Linked DNA regions of Mus musculus: region 1 is linked to region 2. A link is a loop called in an ENCODE intact Hi-C map of the cell type or tissue named here. Cell type or tissue: left cerebral cortex. All regions are shown on one strand.

The links. Peaks named below come from ENCODE experiments on the same cell type or tissue, not always from the same donor. Only the 100,000 strongest peaks of a DNase experiment are listed, where the experiment ranks them.
Region 1: a loop joins it to region 2, with 2.7 times the contacts of the local background. A loop is called at or near these places in 2 of 42 quality-filtered maps.

Annotation. Positions count from the first base shown.
Region 1 is chr4:123,749,131-123,751,630 of GRCm38, reverse strand. It overlaps Akirin1 (akirin 1), which reads left to right and starts at 1,332. Exons shown (of 5, transcript NM_023423.3): 1 at 1,332-1,683. The coding sequence starts at 1,467. In left cerebral cortex, a CTCF peak has its summit at 1,258; DNase peaks (open chromatin) are centred at 692, 1,288, 1,999 and 2,416; H3K4me3 peaks cover 2,052 bases; H3K27ac peaks cover 2,064 bases.
Region 2 is chr4:123,683,904-123,686,403 of GRCm38, reverse strand. It overlaps Macf1 (microtubule-actin crosslinking factor 1), which reads left to right and starts at 2,044. Exons shown (of 98, transcript NM_001199136.1): 1 at 2,044-2,434. The coding sequence starts at 2,215. In left cerebral cortex, no CTCF peak of the experiment used is centred here; DNase peaks (open chromatin) are centred at 527, 667 and 1,131; H3K4me3 peaks cover 1,659 bases; H3K27ac peaks cover 2,500 bases.

The DNA.
Region 1 (2,500 bases), 65 kb before region 2:
GTTTAAACCACGTTACATCTATATTGACAATAAATGTGCTAAAATAAACTTAACATGGGTAATGTGCCTAGGGAGGCTTGAATCCCAATATGGCAAAACAAACAGAAAACCAGCAATTTGGTATGCTGTGCTGTCTTATATTTTACAGAAATAAATGTGAAAGTATATGACCTATGTTATGATCTTTAAAGAGTTTGTAGAAACGGAAGAGGACTCAGAGAAAAGCAACCAAAACGAACAGGAGGAGAAGGAAGAAGAGGCGGAGAAGGAGGAGGAAGATTGGAGATAGTATGCCTTTATTGTCTAACCCCAAGTGTGTTGAAGTACTGTGACAGCCATCTTGGCAATTAGAAATGAGTATCTAAAATTTGGACTGTTCTAGAAAAATCTGTTACAGAGATAATGTTAAAGCCAGATTACAGGAATCACAGCCACTAATATACAAATAATTACAGAAAGGCTTTGAATGTGGAGGTGTTGTTCTGATGACTCTATTGATGTATTTGAAAGCACTGGAGTTACTCCCCAGGAAAATTACAACCAGAGTTCCCTAAAGCAGAACCTCCCTGTTTTCTATTCATTTGCTGAATATCAAAAGCATTTTCCAGCCAACAGTACGGCAGAGAATCTCGATTGACCCGAGGAAGAACCAGTCTGAGTTGCCAAGTCGGATGAGGAAGCCAACTGCCAAATCAGCTATCAGGGGAAGTTCCTAACACCCTGGTATCACTTGGTTAGACAGTTTAAGCCAGTGAGTTTTCTGGTAGGATTGTTTTTTGTTTTTTTTTTTTTCCTTTTAATCCTTTTTTGCGTAACACATATCCATTTAGTGATCCGATTAATGGCCGGGTCATCTATCCCCAAAATACATTCATTTGTAACACACCTCCCCTTCCAATTTTGCCCATGATTGCACAGGGTTCGTGGATTAAATAAAGTCTATCCTTAGATAACCCGGTTATGTTTGTGAAGATTTCCTGGGACTCAAGACAAAATCCTTTGATAACCCTTTAGAATCACCTCTTTTATCGGTCACGCGGCCAAGGGAACCCCGGTCTCCCAGGGTCTCTCCCATCCCCCGCCCCCGAGGCCCCTGCCGCGCAGGTGCGAAAGACCTCCCAGGCCACTCCGGCAGAGAGCGTGAAGGGGGGGGCCCTGGGAGGGGCGGGGGCGGGGGTGTTGCTAGGCGACCACGCTCTCCGCCCAGACCGGCCTACTTCTTCCGCAGGGGGCGCCATGGGCCGAGCCCAGGCTCGCGGGCCTCCCGGATCGGCCCTTTTCCGACTTCTTCCCCTCTGCCGGGCGGTGGCGCACGCCCGTGACGTCACAGGAGGCGGGGCCAGCGCGGCTGCCGGGTGCCGGAGGCGCCATTGGAGCCGGCTTGGCTTGGGAGCCGTAGCTGAAGAGTTGGATCCAGGGCAGTCCTTGCTGCCGCGTCTGCGTCTGGTCTCTGGCCCTTCCGCGGGATGGCGTGCGGGGCGACACTGAAGCGGCCCATGGAGTTCGAGGCGGCGCTGCTGAGCCCCGGTTCCCCGAAGCGGCGACGCTGCGCCCCTCTGCCCGGCCCCACTCCGGGCCTCAGGCCCCCGGACGCCGAGCCGCCGCCGCTTCAGATGCAGACGCCGCCGGCGAGCCTCCAGCAGCCTGCCCCACCCGGCAGCGAGCGTCGTCTTCCAACTCCCGGTAACCTGCGCTGCTGCTGCGGACTTGGCAGGAAGCCAGGCCCGGGCGTGGGGGGCGGGGAGGGTGCGGGGGTCGTGGACACCGGCCGAGATCACCTCCGCACCCCATATCGGCCTTGGGAGAAAAAGGAACTGGGGTGCTGCTGGGCCCGGTTGCTTCCGGGGACGAGAGACATCCGGGAAGGGCAGTGACCCCACAGTGTCGGTTTTCGGGTTTCCTGGAGCTGGAGAGTCTGAGGGGTGGGCACCAAAATGAGGTGGGGATACCCCAGACCGCCGAAGGCTCTTGGTGTCCCTGAAGCCCCTCCTGCCTCCGCTTGTGCGGAACCTCCCGGGAGATCCAGTGGGCCATGGAAAATTGGATTCTGCTCACGAACCCAGCCATGAGTGGGGCGGGAGACGGATAGAGGGGAAGGGGCGTGAGCGTATGTAGCGCCGCAAGGTGCTTTTAGGAAGACTTGATTTCTAGAATTCTTTAGGGAGCAGAAGCCATGGAATGCAATTTCAACCAGACTATTTCTTAAGAGACGGACTGACCTTGTTTTATCGTGTGGCTATTGTCTTGTTTCGGGTATGGCTTGAAGTGGGTAGTTGGTTGGCTAGTATTTGAGAATCCTTAAGTATACAGAGATTCTGTACTCAAAATTCAAATATCTAATACAGTGACTCGACTTGAGTAAGGCACTTCGTTTTAGACAAGGCAAAAAGAAGGACTCATGGGGCAGTAAAGATGCCTATCATATTGCAGTAGGAGGAGGGAACGCGCTTCAGCACCCATATTCAGCAAATTAGAGGGATCCCAGAAATAATCCCTCAAA
Region 2 (2,500 bases):
GCAGTTTCCTGCCCAGCGCTGAGGGTAGGATAGCACAGCCCGAGTTTCCTGGAGGTTGGGGCTGTCACTTCAGCACCTGAACGGACAAAAAAGGTGGCAAGTAGGTGCTAGATAGTAATGGTGAGACTGGGGGCAAATGCTGCGACAAAGGGCAAAGCTGTGCCAGTCCTTGGATCTTTCAACTCTTTCGGTGGTGAGAGAGGGTCTGAGTGTTCCATGAGAAGATCCATACGCTCCTGGCACAGGAATGTCCTGGCAGAGCTGTTCTATCTGCCATGGGTTTTATAGAGACCCCCCTGCACCGTAAGATGGTTCTTTTGTCTGAGTTCTGTGCTTCTGGGAGAGATGTCAGTGACCCAGGAGGCAGTCTCTGCCTCTTGCTGCTTCTAAGCTGAGATTCCCAGAATCCAGGAGGAGCTGTGCCAAAGACCCAGCCATTTAGGCCACTTTCCTGCTCTGCACAGCTCAGTATGCAGATATTCCCCGTAAGGAAAAGTTGACAGACAGCTCTTGCCTTCCTTGGACTCTAGAGCCCCAACAGAACTGTGTACCTGAGCTAGATCTGGGCCTTATAGGAAGGCCGACAGCTGAAGGCATGCACCAGCTTGGCTCTGAGAGCCCTTGGGGTGGTGGGCCATGTGTAGCAGATGGTTCTGGGCAGTGAACTGAGCCCGGCTGAGGGAAGGCTGCCCAGTCTGGCTGGTGGAACCCAGCTGGCTTGAAATGATAGTGATTCCACTCTTCTCCCTCCACTAGCTAAACTGACCAGAAAACCTGCCAGTCCTTACCATCACCCCTGCCCCCACGCTGTGTGATCTATTCCCGAACAGCCCTTGGAATGAGCCAATGAATATTTTATCTAATGCCTGCTGTGTGACATACATGGAACCAGCTAAGTTTACATGCACATTTCGCGGTGTCCTTAAAATATCCTCTAAGGAGAAGTACCGTCCCTCCCCCACTGTGCAGATGATGAAACTGAGTCCCTGAGAGGTGGAGTGACTTGACCCCGATCTCGACAACTGTAAGTGGCCACACCAGGTCTACCTTGCTTCAGGTTTGGGGCCGTGTCTAATCTGTGTGCTGGAGGAATCGGGAATTTCCACCTGTTCTAGCTCACGCCTCTTTCCATGCCTGCCGATGAGACCCTGCGTGAGCTTTTGAAAATCCTTTCCATCTGTTGTCCCATTTTATCCTTATAGCATTCCTGGGAGGTGAGAGGAAGGGGGAGGTAAAAGCAGATTCTGTATTGAGTGCTTACTGGCTACCTGGCATCAAATGGCAGGAACCAGTTTAGTTCTTGCAAACAACCCTGTGAGATGGGAGGCTAACTAGCACCATCTCCATTTTATAGGTGAGAATGTCGAGGGTGACAAGATTAAATGGCTTCTCTGGGGACATATAGCTAATGGATAATAATGGATAATGGAGTAGAATTTAAGCTCCTATTTTTCTGCCTGACAATCAGTAGTAAATGCTAACACTCACACAGTATTTTTGTTTTTGTTGTTTGTTTTTGGGGTTTTTTGTTTTGTTTTTGTTTTCTTATTGTAGACAATTTCTCTATGTAGCCATGGCTAGCCTGGAACTTGCCATGTAGACCAGGCTCACAGAGCTCTGGCTGCCTCTGCTTCCTGAGTGTTGTGATTACGGGCATGCTCTACCAGGCAGGCCTAGCTAAAAACTTATTTTATTGTTAATTCTGTGTATGTGTGTGGTTTGTGTATGGATATGTGTGCATGAGCACTGGAGCCTGAAGAGACTGGAGGAGGGCCTCAGCTCCCTGGAGCTAGAGTCACAGATAGCTCAGGCAGTTGTGATCTGCCAGAAGCAGGTGTTGGGAATGGAAGTCAGGTCTCCTACAAGGATAGTATACTCTCTTAACCATCTCTCTCGCTTCCTCTCTGTCTCTCATATATGAGTGTGTGTGTGTGTATGTGTGTGTATGTTACCTAATATAATTTTCCCCTATGCCTCATAAATTAGTCTTGGCATGTGCTATTTCGTTTTGTAAATGAAAAAAAAAAAACAAAACAAAAAACTGAGGTTCAAGTAGGTAAAGACGTCAAGTCAAGTCAGTAGCAGGCAGAGCCAGGATCCTTGTGTGACTCTTGATCCTTTATTTTATTTTATCCTTCACATGTATTCTTTCTCTCTTCCAGATCCCTTCTCCCAGGACATCTGGTCCTTCCTGTAGCCACTCTTGCTTGGACCATGTCTTCCTCTGATGAAGAAACGCTCAGTGAGCGATCCTGTCGGAGTGAGAGGTCATGTCGGAGTGAGAGGTCTTACCGGAGTGAGCGGTCAGGGAGCCTGTCTCCTTGTCCCCCTGGGGACACCTTGCCCTGGAACCTGCCACTGCATGAGCAGAAGAAGCGGAAAAGCCAGGATTCTGTGCTGGACCCTGCAGAACGTGCCGTGGTCCGAGTCGCTGGTAAGAATGATCCTCAGCGTTTGCTAGCTGGCTGCTGCAGGGTTGAGGGAGTCTGGGTCAGTGTGC